2 separate regions of the Mus musculus genome follow, and region 2 is linked to region 1. The links are chromatin loops, found by intact Hi-C in ENCODE. Cell type or tissue: heart. All regions are shown on one strand.

The links. Hi-C counts contacts between places; a loop is a spot of excess contacts. Peaks named below come from ENCODE experiments on the same cell type or tissue, not always from the same donor. Only the 100,000 strongest peaks of a DNase experiment are listed, where the experiment ranks them.
Region 2: it touches region 1 in a loop (2.6-fold over the local background); 5 of 42 quality-filtered maps call a loop at or near these places.

Annotation. Positions count from the first base shown.
Region 1 is chr12:25,095,924-25,103,923 of GRCm38, reverse strand. It overlaps Id2 (inhibitor of DNA binding 2), which reads left to right and starts at 7,832. Exons shown (of 3, transcript NM_010496.3): 1 at 7,832-8,000. The coding sequence starts at 7,914. In heart, CTCF peaks have their summits at 2,967, 3,171 and 7,867; DNase peaks (open chromatin) are centred at 2,843, 4,053, 5,093, 7,743 and 6 weaker places; H3K4me3 peaks cover 5,717 bases; H3K27ac peaks cover 6,749 bases.
Region 2 is chr12:25,296,760-25,304,759 of GRCm38, reverse strand. Gm46343 (a long non-coding RNA gene) reads right to left here and starts at 984. Exons shown (of 3, transcript XR_001780576.2): 1 at 938-984; 2 at 183-568. In heart, no CTCF peak of the experiment used is centred here; a DNase peak (open chromatin) is centred at 3,619; H3K27ac peaks cover 3,649 bases.

The DNA of each region.
Region 1 (8,000 bases):
GCAACCAGAGTGAAGAAATGAAGGACTATGCAAGGGGGGGATGGGTATTCCTACAGTCCAAGCTATTCAGGAGGCTGTGGCAGGGTATCATGTAGGGACATGAAACATATTGAGACTTCAAGGGAAGAAGGAAGGAGGAAAGAAAAGGAAGAGGGAGGAAGGGAGAGAGAGGAAAAAGGAGGGATGCGTAGAGGGAGGAGTGGGCTGCAGCCTCAGCTGGATCCCACTTCCCTGGCTGTACGTGCTAAAAGAGCCAGCTGTGCTTGTCAGAGAGGCATTTACCCTCCTGCAAAGAGGCGACTCCTCAATGTGTTCTCAGGGGTACCCCCACAGACGAGATCTTACAGCAGCTGCCAGCAGCTTCTACCTAGGGGCTCCCATACCCACCCTCTGGAAACCCAAAAGGCTCATGACTCTGAGCCATCAGCCACCCAGTCTCCCTATAGGAGGCCATAGAATTATAGATAGATAGATAGATAGATAGATAGATAGATAGATAGATAGATAGATAGATAGATAGATAGATAGATAGATAGATAGATAGACAGACGTGTGTGTGTGTGTGTGTGTGTGTGTGTGTGTGTGTGTGTGTGTGTGTGTGTGTGTGTGTGTGTGCTTTGAATGGAGTTATACCGCATGGGATAAATAACACTGCTCACACCCCAAGAGCCAAGCACTATCTAATAAAACCCCAGTGGCAGGCATGAGGACCTCTATACATCCCTCCCTTTTCCCCTCTTCCTTTTCTTTCCCCCTTTCTCCATCCTCCCTTCCTCTGAGGTCTCCATAGTCTTCATGGCCTTACATGATCTGACGCCACAACCCCCCAAATAGCTTTTGGGACTGTGGGAATACCCATTCCCCCTTTTGGGACTGTGGGAATACCCATCCCCCCTTGCATGAGTTGTTGGCCAGAGGTTAAGTCTCCTAAGCAATATGGGCTTTTGCCATTGCCCTCTGCTTCCTCCCAGGTAAGGCTATTGCTGAAGACAACACACAGTTTGGACACAGAAAGGAACCCGGACACCTCCTCCAGAAGGACTGGCTTTTATGCTATTGGAAGGTGCTATGCAAGCTGCCAAGGGAAGGAGCAGTGGGCGGTCCTACCCCGCCTTAAAGGCTAGGAACCACACCTATGACTGGAGCAGCAATATACCCCAACAGTGAAATAATGGCCCTCTAATCATTTTTATCAACACTTTTATCACTTTTACCAACAGCTATCTAATTAGATTTAATATCCATTTAATAGGAGGGAAGTCATGTCTAGTACTGGAAAACTTAATGAAGTACCCACAGCTAGAGGTGGTAGACCCTAGAAGAGAGTCTAGTACAGCCATTTTCCTAAATCAAGAGACTTTTAAAACTAATTTATTTTTATTTTATGTGCATTGGTGTTTTGTCTGCATGTATGTCTGTGTGAGGGTATTGGATCCTGGAGTTACAGACAGTTGAGATCTGCCATGTGGGTGCTGGGAATTGAACCCTGGTCCTCTGGAAGAGCAGTCAGTACTCTAAGCCATTGAGCCATCTCTCTGGCCCTATACTTTCTAGATAGGATCATTATGCTCACAGGTAAGTGTAGCTCTTACCTCATTTTTTAAAAAGCTTCTTTTTGCAACAGATGGAGACTGTTGTTGAGATCCACAACTGGAGGATAAATGACTGTGCAGTGCCTAAACTCTCTCTCCCCCTATATCTACACCCAGAGGTCCTGGGTGCCTGTTGCTAAACACTGACCCCTAGACATGGAAAATGCATATGTGAAGTCTCAACAATATGGTATCCTGAATGAGACCCGCATGGTGGCACCACCACATGCCACGTGAGAGGAGGAAATTCCACGTGGTCCCACCCCTAGACCTAAAGGGTAGTCAATGGCTGCGGAGAAAGAATAAATTAAGACCTCTGGGGAAGAGTTCCCAGATAGGGTATCTAATCCCGTGTGGGCCCTAAATGCTTGCGCATATTAGCAGAGCTGCATAGACTTAGTACTCTGTGTGTTTGTGTGTGTTAGACTCATGTAGCAATAATAACTAAAGAAGAGACCGCGTGCTGCGGAGAGGAACACTGAGTTTGAACACGGAGGCAGGGATGGGAATAATTTAGATGAAGTGCTCATTTAAAAGGTTCTCAAAAGAAAATTCAATTATAAAATAAAAAGTGAATGCATGGTCCAATTCACAGGCCTTCCCTCCAGGCTCTTGCTGAGGGCACTGTTCGAATCTCAACAAGCCACGCCCAGTTCCACCGGTGCCAGGATAGGATGACTTAGGGACTCCATCAGTCTGACCAGAATGACCCAAATTCCTGGGTCTAGCTCACAATCCCAGAAAGGTCCTGGCTTTCTCAGTCAACTGTAGTCACCTCTCTGAGGATGTGGCCCAGGTCCTGCCCTTTCCCACAGAACAAGGCAATGGAGACACGTGCCTGGGGCCAGGGTTGGGGGCAACAATGATCAGCACGTGGTGGGGGTGGGAAGAGGGTTTTCCATTTAACTGCAGAAAAGTCTGTAAATTACCATTGGAGAGGAGGAAGTCTGGGGGTTGCGGGGGGGGGGGACGCCTAAAAATTTAGGGAAGTAGAAGAGCGTCAAACTCTTTTTAAAAAACAAGTTTCCCCGCCTGAATTGGAGCCACCAATGTCCAGAGAGATGATGAGCCCCGTGGCTTGCAGAGTTTGCAAAAGGCAAGAGCCCTGGAGTTGCAGGCGCACCCAAGCATCTCTAGCTGCCCCAACCCGCCAGGGGCGCGGCACGGATGCCCCGGGCACACGTGGTGCAGGCTCCGGGTTCGGGTAAACTACAGTCCTGGATTTGGCTGTCTGCAGAGCGGCCAGCGCGCAAACGAGGCTGGAGCCAACCAAGGCGGGGGCAGCTCACACAATGTGTTTCTTGTTAGGGACTTCCAAGCCGGGCCAGGTTTTGCTTTTGGTGCGGCATTATAATATTAAGAAGCAGTTTGATTCCGGACAAGCCCGCCCTTGTTGCAGGCTGCTTGCGGGTTCCCACGGACGCCAGTGGGCAGACGCGGGTGGCCTGTGCGCTGCACTCTCTCGGCTTGGCGGGCTGGGGGGGGGGGCGCCCAGCGGACTGCGGCCTGGGGTCCCCACGGTGACCCCGGCTCTGGTGGTGGCCCGACCCGCGGCGCGCGCCTCCCGGTGGCGCCGACTGGGTGACGCCAGCCCCCGCTCCCGCCAGTTCGCAGGCAGTCCGAGATTGTTTACCAAGACATATCGCTCCGTCCAGTTAGTTTTCTTTTTTAAATTTGGTGACCGGAATAAAAGTCGCAGGAAAATCCTTTGTGAATGCCAAAGGCGGCCGCAAATCGGAGCGGAGCACTTTACAGTGTTGGTAACAAAATATTTGCGGCGCTCCATAGTTAAATCGGACCCTTCCGCCGAACTTCCCAAACTTGGCTTTCTTTGAACCAGGCTGAAAAATGATCTTTCTAAAAGGGGATCAGACAGTGGCAAGCAATTGGATTTGGCACGATTTTTTTTTTTTTTTTTAAAGCTGGGGCTCGAGATCTGCAGGTAAACAGAACTGTGAGGGAATCCTAGAAGGAGCTAAGGTCGGAATTGTGGCGAGCGAGGCAAGGGCGGGCCAACTTAAGGCTAAGCCATTGTAGTAGCTGCGGCGCTTCGCTAATGCCATTTATTAGCTGAGTGTGACACGAAGTGTACGAGTCTTCAAAAAATTTACCCCAAAGAGAAAAACAAACATCGTCTTGTTTGCTTTTCGTGGCTTTGCTCCTTTTCCTTCAGTCCAAGCCTTCCTCATCTAAGGCCTTTTTAAACCCAAATTCGGTTTATCTGGTTTCAGGATAAGGGCTCCCTCTTGCCAAGGTATTAAATAAACACGAAAAGCAAAAACTCGAATCCTTATACAACCCAGATGCTGTTTCCTCGAAAACCACAACAAACTCGGATAAGCCAGATAACCGCGCTGGCGGGTTGTGCGCCGCAACCCCTCCCCCAAGTCCCCAGCACTCCCACCCTCACCCTTGGGTTTTAGGGCCGGCAGAGGGTGATTCTGCAGGACAGGCGATGAAAAACTGCCGCCAACACTCTCAGCGGTGGATGAGCACCCTTGAAGGATCCCGGTGCCATAAACTATCCGGAAATGTTGGCATCTGGTTCCTAAAAGGGAGCTTTCCCCTTAAGATAAACCGGGACAGAGAAGGTATCTGCGTTTCCAGGCTGACTTACAAGTTTCTGGACTCTAGGTGATGTCAGAAGAAAACTCAGCACTATGAGGGGGCTAGGCCTGCCCCCCCGCCCCCCCCCCGCCGCTGTTGTAGCGGAAATGAGCACGCAGTTGCGGGAGCTGCACGCTGAGTCTCAGAGAGGCCAGAAGACCGGGGCAGCAATGCATCCCACCATCTCTCAGGGTGGGGGTGGGGCCGCTCTGGAAAAGTCTGCTGCTCTTTGCATAACCACTAAGGGTTCCTAAGAGGATGTCAGTAGAACGCGGCGCGGGGTGGGGGTGGGCGGGTCGAGGATAAGGGTCCTTCAAAGATTTTTTTTTCCTTTTGGAGTCAAAGCCATCCAGGCGAAAAACAAGAAGATCCAGAGGAATAATTAAATCTTGTCCTGCGATGAGACAGTGACCTCCTTTGCATTCACTTCTACCCTCCCGCCAGCTCCACGCCTCTGTTGCAAAAACAAATGAAATAAAGCAAAACCTTTTGCTTTGGCAAGGTCTAAGCCACATTACACCCCCCGTGCCCCCCTTCTGCCAAGGAAGAGTTCTTTTCTTCTCCCTCTCCAGACCTTTTTTTTTTCCTCTCTTACCCCCCCCCCTTTTTTTTCCCTGTTCTTTTCTTCTTGGTCTTCCTTCTTCCCCCAAATCACTCGAAACTTAAGACGTGCAGAGGCTGCAGGTGCGCGCAGGCTGACGGCCCGGTCAGGGCGAGCCTGGGACCGCCGGGCCTTGCAGGCATTGATCAGCTGGGCGCGCGCGCTGAGTGACGGCGCGGTTGCTATGGCAGCCGCCTGAGCGGCGCCGCGAGGACAAGGCTGCAGGGCGGCGTGAATGGGCGGCGTCACGCGCCTGGCGCCAGAGAGTCTGCTCCGGGGCTCCGGCTCCGGCCCCGCCGCGGCCTGGCCTGCGCGCCGCTGCCGCCGCCGCTGCTGCCAATTCATCACCTGTCAGGGATCACTCGGGGGGTCACGGGCGGAATGGACACAGCTGTGAGAACAAAACCGAGGGGAAGAAAGGCGAGAGCTCCCAATTGCGCCAGATGTGCAGAGAAGACCTTGAGACTCGCCCGCGCCGAGCCGGCTCCTCCCGCCCTCGTGGCATCACGCGGGGATAGTAGCCAAGGTGGCTGAGCAGGAACCTGCTTCTGATTACCGCGCGTGGCCTGGACACGGTGGGGGATCTGGGGGCCTGGTAGCAGGGCTCGGGCAACTCCAAGCGGGTCTGTTGCTTTAAATGGGGGGCGTCCCAGTAGGTAGCTGGGGTGGCCAATATCTACACACACACACACACACACACACACACACACACACACACACACACACCCGCCGGAAGCCCTTCACACCTTCCCACCACCCACGGATCCCGCCCTTACTGCAGCTGGGCACGTCCTGCAGCTGGGGCCATTTGAACTCCAGGGTTCTCTGATGAAAATCCACATCCACACCAATGGACAGATTTTTATATGCCATTATAAGCTGCCCCAAAAGGGGCTCCCACCAAATCCCCAGACCCAGACCATAATTTTAAGAAATGTCAGCCCGGGCTTGCTGTGACAGACTTACTGGTAACTCGGTCCTCTTCAGTCATTAACTTAAACAGTTTCACAATCCCCTTAAAAATGATCTTTAAATGAATGCAAAAACTGGGTAGTGTGCCAACAGAATCGGATTCAGCGCAGCTCGGCAGACTGGACTCTGGCATGGCAGCCAGAGAAAGAAACGCCAGAAAACTTTCACCATATTTAGCAATTTTACTATATCAGGGTACAGGAATGGTCTTGGGAGAAGGCGCTCATGCGTGGTCGCTGCCAGTGTGTGGAGCGATGCTGCACAGCGCTCATTATCATCCAGCCCAGGGCCTTTCTGTTGGGATAATGAGGCTGGCACGGGTGCTAACATACGGTGTCCTTGGAAAAAGCTAAGAATGCGTCAGTACCGCAGAGATGCAATGTCCAAGAATCATAAGTAATAATTTGAGAATCCCAGAGATGTTTGTTTACATTGGCTATTATTGTAAAATACTCAGAGTATAACATCATGAACCAAAAGTGTCAAAACAAAATCTGTTCCGCTGTGGCACGTATGTGACAGAAACACATGCACACAAAGTACATCAAGAGGCTCGAACTGTTGGGGGGGGGGGGGACTCAGATAGTAAATCACTTCCAGGCTTAATAACAGAGGCGAGTCGTCAATCGAACACTGTCGCTGAGTCGCAGGAGGCATTGCAAGCCTTGCCTTGCGCAGATTTTCCTGCAGGGCAGAGTCCTTCTGCAGTCTCCAAACTGAGATGGACGGATTTTACCGCCTCTACATCACCGGACTCTGCCTCCTTAGAGAGAAGCCCTGGGGCACATGGCTGTCACGTGGAGGTCAGAGACCGCCTGGCCCACCAGCTGAGGAATTAATCATTAATTGAAGGGAAAATACTGTTTCTCCACACAGAGCTTTGCCTGGATTCTGCATTCTTCCTCTTTATTGCATTCAGAGGATGTGGGGGATTCAGACCAAAAACCCTTTCTTGGGCTTAACATAAATATTTTTTTTCCTTTAATACACGACTAATATATGGTAGTCTTCAGCAAAACAAGAATTCAGAATTAAAGCATTGGAGTCAAGAGCTCTAAACTTTTTCAAAATGTGGCTGCATCTAGGAAGGGTGCTGAAAGATTCCAAACCTCGTACGTAACAGAATTTTCTTTTAAAAACAGCGATAAGCTGTCAGTCAATAGCTAGGACCACCTACCTGACAAAGAGCTTCCCAAGAGCTCTAAGTGTTGGAATGTGACACCAGAAATCACGATTTGTGCATAATTAATCGCATCACTTTGCCACCTACACTGAAGGGCACAGACCAAGGGCAGTGTATGTAAATGTAGTTCCAGTGTGCAAACCCCACTAATGACCTTCGATTAATGGAGTCATTATAGTAACCCTGCCTCATTCTTGGGGGTGGGGGGAGTTCCGAATGCACCGGGTCCCTCGGGGCTCCTCTGCGGTCTGAGGGAGACCGCACAGTGTTCCTACAATTCGTGTCACTGAGTTTCCGAGAAGGCCTCCCGCGTTGCTCCAAGTTGCAAAGCTTCACGCTAAACCTGTCGTGGACGTGTATGTGGGTAGGTTCCCCCCCCCTCCCCAAATAGCTTTCCTTTATCTTAAAAGAAGGAACACTACAAATGTGACTTCCCAAAAGCGCGCTTCTTTTCCCTTCTGCCACGGTCGCTGTCTTCCCTAACGCTAGCGACCTGTGACTTCCCGTCTGCTGTGCGGAGAGAGTGGGGCTGCTGGAAGTCCTGGGGGCGGGTATAGCTAGCTCCGGGCACACCCCCGGGGCAGGGGTCCTGCCAGCTCTGGGAATTGGAATAAGGCGGGCACAATTGCACACTCAGGCCCCCTGGGCGCCCAGCGCACACTGTACTCAATTTGCCACCCCAGCTGGGCTCTCGCCCGCTCCTCCCACCCTACAGGCATTGGCTGCGAACGCGGAAGAACCGAGAGCTCATACTCACCAATGGGAGAATTCGCCTGGTATGATGGACGGGAGCCCTTCCACCAATGGCAATTCAGGGATGCCCGATTGAGCGGCCAGGGCGAGTGCACATAAAAGACGCCCCGCCCGGCTCGCGCTTCATTCTGAACCGAGCCTGGTGCCGCGCAGTCAGCTCAGCCCCCTGTGGCGGCTCCCTCCCGGTCTTCCTCCTACGAGCAGCATGAAAGCCTTCAGTCCGGTGAGGTCCGTTAGGAAAAACAGCCTGTCGGACCACAGCTTGGGCATCTCCCGGAGCAAAACCCCGGTG
Region 2 (8,000 bases), 200 kb before region 1:
ACCACAGGAGCAGAGAGACAGGTTGCAAAGAGGTTCCCTTGGAAATGTTTTTTGAAGGGAAAGTTGGAGAGAAAAAAAAGTATCTAAGACCCTATTTTCCTTATTTGGATCCAAGCAGATACACAGAGTTCTCACCCTCTTAGAACTGCAAGACAAGGGGGAAGAAGCATGCGGTGAGTTACCTGTTTACGCATTCCATGCTAGTAGATGCTTCCAGGGAAACCGAAGTCTTCAAGGAGTCTTCAAGGTGAGCAGGACTTCGACTTCCCAAGATAGGAGGGGAGTCGTGATGGAAGTCTTGGGAGCTGGACAAGGTAGCCCAGCCAGGTGCCTTTGGCAGCAAGCCTGAAGAGAGGAGGCAGGCAGCCTACAGGCAGCACATCTGGAGCAGCATCTGGTGCCCCCTTAGGATAGAGGGGTCACTTTGAGATGCAGTTTCCTTGTTCTGCAGGTGTAACCACCTAGCAGGAGGGAATCTACTCTAAGGAGAAACACTTGTGTCCTTCCCTTTAGCCATCGGGCTGCTGAAATCATAGTCCCGGAGGAACTGAACTTCCTTAGGAGTCTCCTGCTGGGGCAGGAAAAGATCATCAGTGTCTGGTGCCAGCTAGTGGGGCAGCCTGTCTCCTAGAAAGAGATTTCATCCCATTCCATCACCTTGATCGGGCCTGGTTAATGACGTACACCTCTTGATCCATTTAAACAACCTTACTATAAGGACCCCAAAGATGGTGGGGGTGGGGTCTTTAGACCTGTTTGTTCCTCTTTGCAAAGTAAACACAATAAATCCGCCTCCTTTCTCTGCTGAGACAGCACTCCTTGCTGTTCTTTCTATGTGGGTCACAGTCGGCTTAAGCCAACAATGGTTTCACACTCCTCCCAGAATTTCCTCCCCCTTATTCAGTCTGATATCAGTATCTGTTAACAATGAATTAACCTGGAAGGAGGGGCCAAATGCCAACCATGACGTATAAACAATGCCGGCAGCAGTGGGGACATCTACACACCAGCTCACTCTTCCCTTCAGGTTTTATTTCCCCAGGACTTCCTAGAACATGCCACACGTTGGCTTGTGAGGAGTGGCCAGGCTTGGCTTGCTGGTTTCCCTTTATTTTCCTGCCAGACTCACTTCCTCCTCAGGCTCACGAGCAGGGCTCTAGAGTTTGCCTTTCATTTCAATTTCTACTGGTGATTAAGGACCATAATTACCACAGAACAGTCTGGGTTAGCGCAGGGATAAAGGCAACCAATACCCAGTAGGACTCTGTCAGTGCTGGCAATGGGAGCAGCCAGGGAAAGTTCACTGGGCAGTGAATGGCAAAAGAAGCAGGAGAGACACAGACTGAAGAGCCCCTCCACCCCAGGCACCCAGAGAGCCAGGTACTGAGAACTTTCTAACATGATAAAGAGAAATAGCATCAGAAAACTGCAACAGGCAGCAATCTAGAGTAACAAGCCTACTCTTACTTCACGGTGACACTGTGCATGTCCACCAAGATGGATCATGTTCCCCAGTCCCTGAGAGGTCAGTGGATGTGGCATTTGGCCCTTCCCTCCAAAGGCATCTACATCCTAAACAGATGCCCACATCAAACCAGGTGATGCCCACTTCAAACCAGGTGACCTCGATGAGGTTACTGGCCTCAGGGGATCCAGGAATAAATACTATATGGAAGTTTGCTTTTGTTTTTGTTTTTGTTTCACATGGCAGACAGGGCAGGTGCATCCAAAAGGCATAAGCGATACCTATGTCACCTGGGTAGATCCTGCCAGCCCAGAGACTAATTAGAGATCTGGCTAGACTGGGCATGAGGGCAGGCTACAGGGCCTCTGGAATACATCCAAATCCATGGTATTGTCACATCCTTCAACATGCTCCTTAGGGGGGGAAAAAAACAGTTTTAGTCAATGGCACTTGCCACTTTGAGCTTTTATCCAAGTATTCAGGAGGCAAAGGCAGGCATATTGCTACATTCAAGGCCAGCTAGAGCTACACAGTGGAACCCTAAATTGAGATGCTGCCTCAAAACAAAAAGGACCACAGCAACAATAACAAAAAGCATTTATATGGGAGGGGGCAAAATGTGAAGTTAAGAAAGAGTACTTCCCACTCTAAGTTTGCAGCCAAAAATCAAGAGGAAGCAGAAAACAGGTGCACGTGTGTGTACACACATGAGTACACACATACACATGCTCATATGCACATATACACATGCTCATATACACATATACACATACACACTGTATATATATATATACACACACACACACACACACACACACACACACATGCATTAGGGTTCTCTATAGGGACAAAATAAGACTGTAGATTGTCTTACATGGGTGGTCTAGGTTGTCCTAACAGCAGCTATCTGCACACTGGGGAGGAAGCTAAGAACTCAGAAGCTGCTCAGGCCACAAGACTGAATGACTTTGCTATCCCAACCTGGGCTGAAGGCCTGGCAGATTCCTGGAGAACCCCTTGCCTTCAGTCTTCCTTGGAAGACAATGGAGTTGGGTTCTGAGATTGATGAAGAAATGTAGCTGCTGCTACAGCAGTGACAACGGTGGCAGCAACTACAGTGACAGAGTAGATAAACTCACCAGCAAGATATTATAGGAAGGAGGCAAAACCCAGAACTTTCCCCCGGGGATCTCTTTTTATCTAAGCTAGCAATGAGAAGTGCCTCTCATACATAGGATGCATCATTCACTTCAAATAGCCTGATCAACCAAAGCTTTCACAGAAGTGTGTCTCTTGGTTGATTTTAGATCCAGTCACATTGACTACCAAGGTTAACCATCACTACTATACATGTATGGATATATGTGTACATGTATGTGTATGTATATGTATACATGTGTGTACATCTATCTGTATGCGTGTATATGTTTATGTGTGTGTATGTGCATGTGAACATAGATGTGTCTAAGGTTAAAGCTTTGGTCACTCTACCACAGAGACTTTGGAGGTAATAGGATGCTTCCTCTCCCAGGACCAGCCATAAGGTGCACCTTCAAGGATGCAGAGCAGCCACTATGTGTAGAAAATGAGAGAAAATTTCAGCTTTTCAGAACACCTGTGAGCAGAGGTATCATGGGCGGGCCATAAGTAGAGGACCAGGTAAAGTATGGTCCAATCCAGGCTCTATGTGAGAAGTTGTTGCTAATAGCATGTGGGCAGCCCAGCACAAATCACACTGCCAGGCTCTAGGTGAATGAGGAGCCTCGTGATGGGGAAGCAGGTCCCATGGGAAGAGAAGCCCAGAAGTTTCAAATGCCAAGATTTTCTCAGACATCACCCTCCCCAAACTTAGTTTACTTCTGACTTTTCCCAACCCACATCACATAAGCTCTGTCATTTGTTGGCTTGCTTGTTTGATATAGGGTCTCATGTAGCCCAGATGAGGCTCAAGTTATAGCTGAGGCTGGCCTTAAACTCCTAGTCCTCCGGTCTTTTGCATTCTGAGTGCTTCCTAGTAGTCAGATTACAATTATGTGCCACCACACCCAGTTCCTCACACGGGCGTCTGCTATCAGTAAAAGCAGGCAATGAAAATGGGAAGGACTGTCAGAGAAATGGGCCAGAACCCTTGTGAAACTCTTTCTACACACTAGCATGCTCTGCAAAGCAGGAAACATTCAGCAAGCAGCATGCTCACTGCCCTTGGGGACTCAAAAGAAGCTCCCACATAGAACCTGCCACGCCCCGCTTTCCTCCCTTGAAATCGAAGCCAGAGGGGTGAAGCCCAAAGGACAAAAGGCATCCATATCCCAGTGGTGGATTCTGAGGGAGTTGAGAACGAGGACACAGTATATCAGCTCTGTCAGGAAACGTCACGGGGGTCTTCAGAAACTCCATGGTGTAGTGGTCACCTCAGGGTCACCACTGAGAAGAGCATCCTTTAAGTCTAGGTCTGCTTCAGAAAAAAGGTCCATGAGGAATCTGAAGCCATTGTGGCTTGCATTTAAAAACAAACACGTTTAATAACTAGAACAAAAGGCAAACAAACTTAGAGGGTTTTTGCAGCCACTTTTCTTCTGGATTTTTGGTTGGTTGGTTTGGGTTTGTTTGTTTGTTTGTTTGTTTGTTTGTTGTATTTTTCTTCCTCCAACTTTTTTCTCTTCTTGTCTCCTTCAGCAGCAAAGAAAATATAGGCCTGAAAACCTGGTCTAGCTGAATTGGCATTCTCAGATGGAGACACCAAGCAAAGCAGGCTTTCAGAATGCGTACCTAGCAGTGTGACCATCAAAGAAGAAATGAGGTCTCTAATTCCATTTTTCACTCACTGACCCCCACAAAGTCCATTAGTCCCCAAAAGATTGCCTCCTCCACTCCCACTTACCCTCACATAGTTAATGTTTGACAGGGACAGGAAATGGGGCGGGGGGGACATGACATCGCCATGGAATACACCAATTCGAAGTAGTTCACACTAGGCTGAAGTTTGACTTTACTTGGAAAACCTTTCCCTGATGCAGCAATTTAAACTGACAACAGCATTGGGGGAGGGGGCGTGCCCCACTTTGCTCTCTGTTACTGTGACAGGCACCATGGCCAGAATTAGCTCGGGAAGGAAAGGGTTTATTTCCGTTTACAGTTTATAATAAGCCATCAAGAAAAGCCTAGAAGCCAGAATGAAGCAGGGACCTGCTTACTGACTTGCTCTCTATGGCTCTCTCTGGCTCCCAGGGATGGCACTGCCCACGATGGGCTAAACCCTCCTGTACTGTTGAAATCAATTAATCTTAATTAAATTAAAATCAAATTTAATTTAAAGTGTTTAATTAATTAAAGAAATGCCCCCATGGGCATGCGCAAAGGCCAGTCTGATGGAGGCAACTCCTCAGTTGAGGTTCCCTCTTCCCAGCCTCTAGATCATATCAAGTTGACAAAACAAACCAGCACAGGAGGAGGGCACCCAAGCACATCAGTGAGTGCAGCTCCCACACACCCAGGAACTGGCTCAGAGATGATCATTACAGGAAACAGTCACCGTCAGATACACAGTAACTAAAGTTCCCTAAAGGCACAGCATCTATCTTACTTGTGTTTCTCGTGACTCACTCAAACAGTCTATTCTTCATTTAAGTGGGCGCTTCCCTGGGTTATCTCAAATGAGAGCCACCTCACTCTATTTGAAATTGAAAGAATATGTGTCTAAGAAGCATTAATAATTTAATTTTAAAGTGTTTTCTGTGAGCTCTCAATAAGGAGTGTGGCTGGAGCTACTTCTTCTACAGGAACTGAACAACTTCCCATCCCTCTATGTCCCATCCACACATGCTCCATGTCCCGCGGGAGATTCAAGAGGGAGGCAGAGAGGCAAGACCACTACAAATTCCAGAGTGTGCTGTGGTTTGAATGTGTTCCCTAGAGCGCATTGTTAGTTGGATGTGAGGACCTAGACTCTCTGAGAAATGATTAGGCATGAGGTTTTTGTCCCTGAAGCAGAAGAAGGCTCTATCATTAGTAGGTAAATCAACTTGTTATTATGCAAGTAAGATCCAAACATAATGGTGATTTGGATCCCCTTCTGCCCCCGTATCTTCTAAGTTATGAACAAACCAGTACACCTTCCTGTGCCTGATCCATCTCACTTCTAAGGTTTGATCTGTTTCTTAATCTTGGATAAGTCCTAACTTTCCACATTCTGACTCACGTTGATTCTGATCTACATGACAAGAAAACATGTCCTAGAAAATGTCTCACCCTGCCAGCATATGCTCAGGGTCAATAACTGGAGTTGACATGTAGGGAGCTGGCTTGGCTGTGGTATGTGGTGTGACCACTAACAAGAGATGGCCAGTCTCACTCACTCACCGCCCTGCCCTTCCCCCAGAGTCTCAAAAACACAAAAGACCTAAAAGCAAGTTGAATCAGGGGCCTGGTAGACAGCAAATGTACATAGTGTCCACTGTCTCTCCAACAGGGCCTGGCTCAATCAGTGAATGGGTCAGCCGCATCCTGGACTCACTTCAGAGATGAGAAGGCAGAACGGGGAAATGAGGAAAGACCAGATCGGTACCCATGCATGGGAAGAGGCATAGGCTTCACACCATCAAATATGGCTTTGAGTTCTGGATTTCCTAACTGCTGGCCATAGGACTTGGGAGAGGAAGTGCCAACCTTCTATGTCTTAGTTATTCAGATATAAAAGTAACGGTGGTAATAATAGAAATAATAATAACATCTTTCCCACTGGGTTGTGTGTATGTGAGGATAAAGATTGCATGATGAGTTTCCAGAGACTAGCACCCAGCTCACTATGTAGATAAGCCATATCATCTCTTCTTATCTAAATCTATATATTTAATCAATTATCAGTTCTTGGAAGCAGATACCATTCCTAACTCATTACCTACAAGAGACGGGGGCTTACTAAGTGCTAATGAATCCCTGTTGTTAAATTCATACTTGAGTCCAACTTGCTGTCATCTGAGAAGGATTCTAATGATTGCAAGACACTGGTGGAGAAAAACATGAGCTGTTCTTTCTCTTTCCATACCAGGATTTCTGAGGTTGCTCTTAAACCTCCATACATCTGTTTGTTTCTTGTGAAAACAACTGTAGGCCAACACAGGAAGAGGCTTGGAGATTAGCCTGGACATTTGCCACAATGCATGTGCAGAGGGATATACAAGGAAGCTATGGGGTAGAGAGCAGCAGGCAGGGGCAATGCTCTGCCAGAGTAAAACACTGACTGACACTCAGGCACTCTTTGAGGGCTTTACACTTCAACACCACACTGACCTGCTATCTGGGCAGCATAAAGGCAGAGGGTGGTTATACACACACATGAGCTCAAAACTCACGTCTGACTTAAAACAGAGAGATGGTTGAGGCCATAGTGAAATCCTTATTTGGTATAGCTGGAAAATTGTTTGAAGCACCCACCTAAATCCATGTGGCGAAGTATTGCTAAAGCTCTACAAAGAGAAGACATCAGTAAGTCTGCCCCTCTTTTTAATGCCAATGATAAACTAAGGTGCAGTTCTGCTAAGTTTATTCTGGGAAACCTGTAATATTATTAGGCTTACTTATAGAGCAATGGGTGAGGGGTTATAGCCAGGAGCACAGGTGACCTAAAGCAGCCACATTGGAAGGTCTGAATCCAACATGGATGATGACCACCCCACAGATGTATAGATGATACCCCCCCCCAGTCTTTCTGACCTATATACTCTAAACCTTCCCAGAGTCCTGGAGGACAAGTGCAATCAGGGCAGAAGTGCACACAACTAGCTGGGAGACGTTGCTAGATACTCAAGTAACAGTTCCATGACTCCAACAACTCCTTCTATGAGGGAATGTTGACAAGCTCAGCTATGGTGATCTTTTGTAACAACTCCCACTGAATTCTAGAAGATGGTGACTTGGAGGATAGTCTCATACAACAGGAAGAAATACAATAAAAGGATCCTCCCCATTAAAGGCATCTTCTGCAAAGTGCCTGAGTGTAGAGGCATGGATAGAATAATGGTCTGAAGTGAGCCAGTGTTCTGATAGAAGCTTCTACAATGTGAGTAGGAATCAAGAAGAAATGTCTAGCTCAAGTCTGCCAATGGGCTGTACAAATGGGGGGAAGCAACAAGAGTCCTACCTAGATATCATACTTATGAACCACAGCTATAATCATTATGACCCAAAAATCCTCAAAGGTGTAACAGTGGCATGCATACGTTGGCAGTAACCAACAATTCTCTAAGTATACCTGAGGCCCACTCAACAAGAGCAAAATCATGCCTGGTACTGGAAGCCTGGACTATCTGGGGCTAGTAAAGTGTTGGCTCTTGGAGGAGAACCTATAACTGCCACTTTACTAACCCAGCATAATCTCTAGCTACATTCTAAATATGTATCCTCATACCCACAGATAAGTACATTCTTCAACTCATCAAGGCAACTTCTATCTGCAACACAGAAAGCATTACAGAAAACCTCAGCCAATCGAAATGCAAAGGAGTGAAGCCCAGTCTTGTCTCAACTGATACATCTG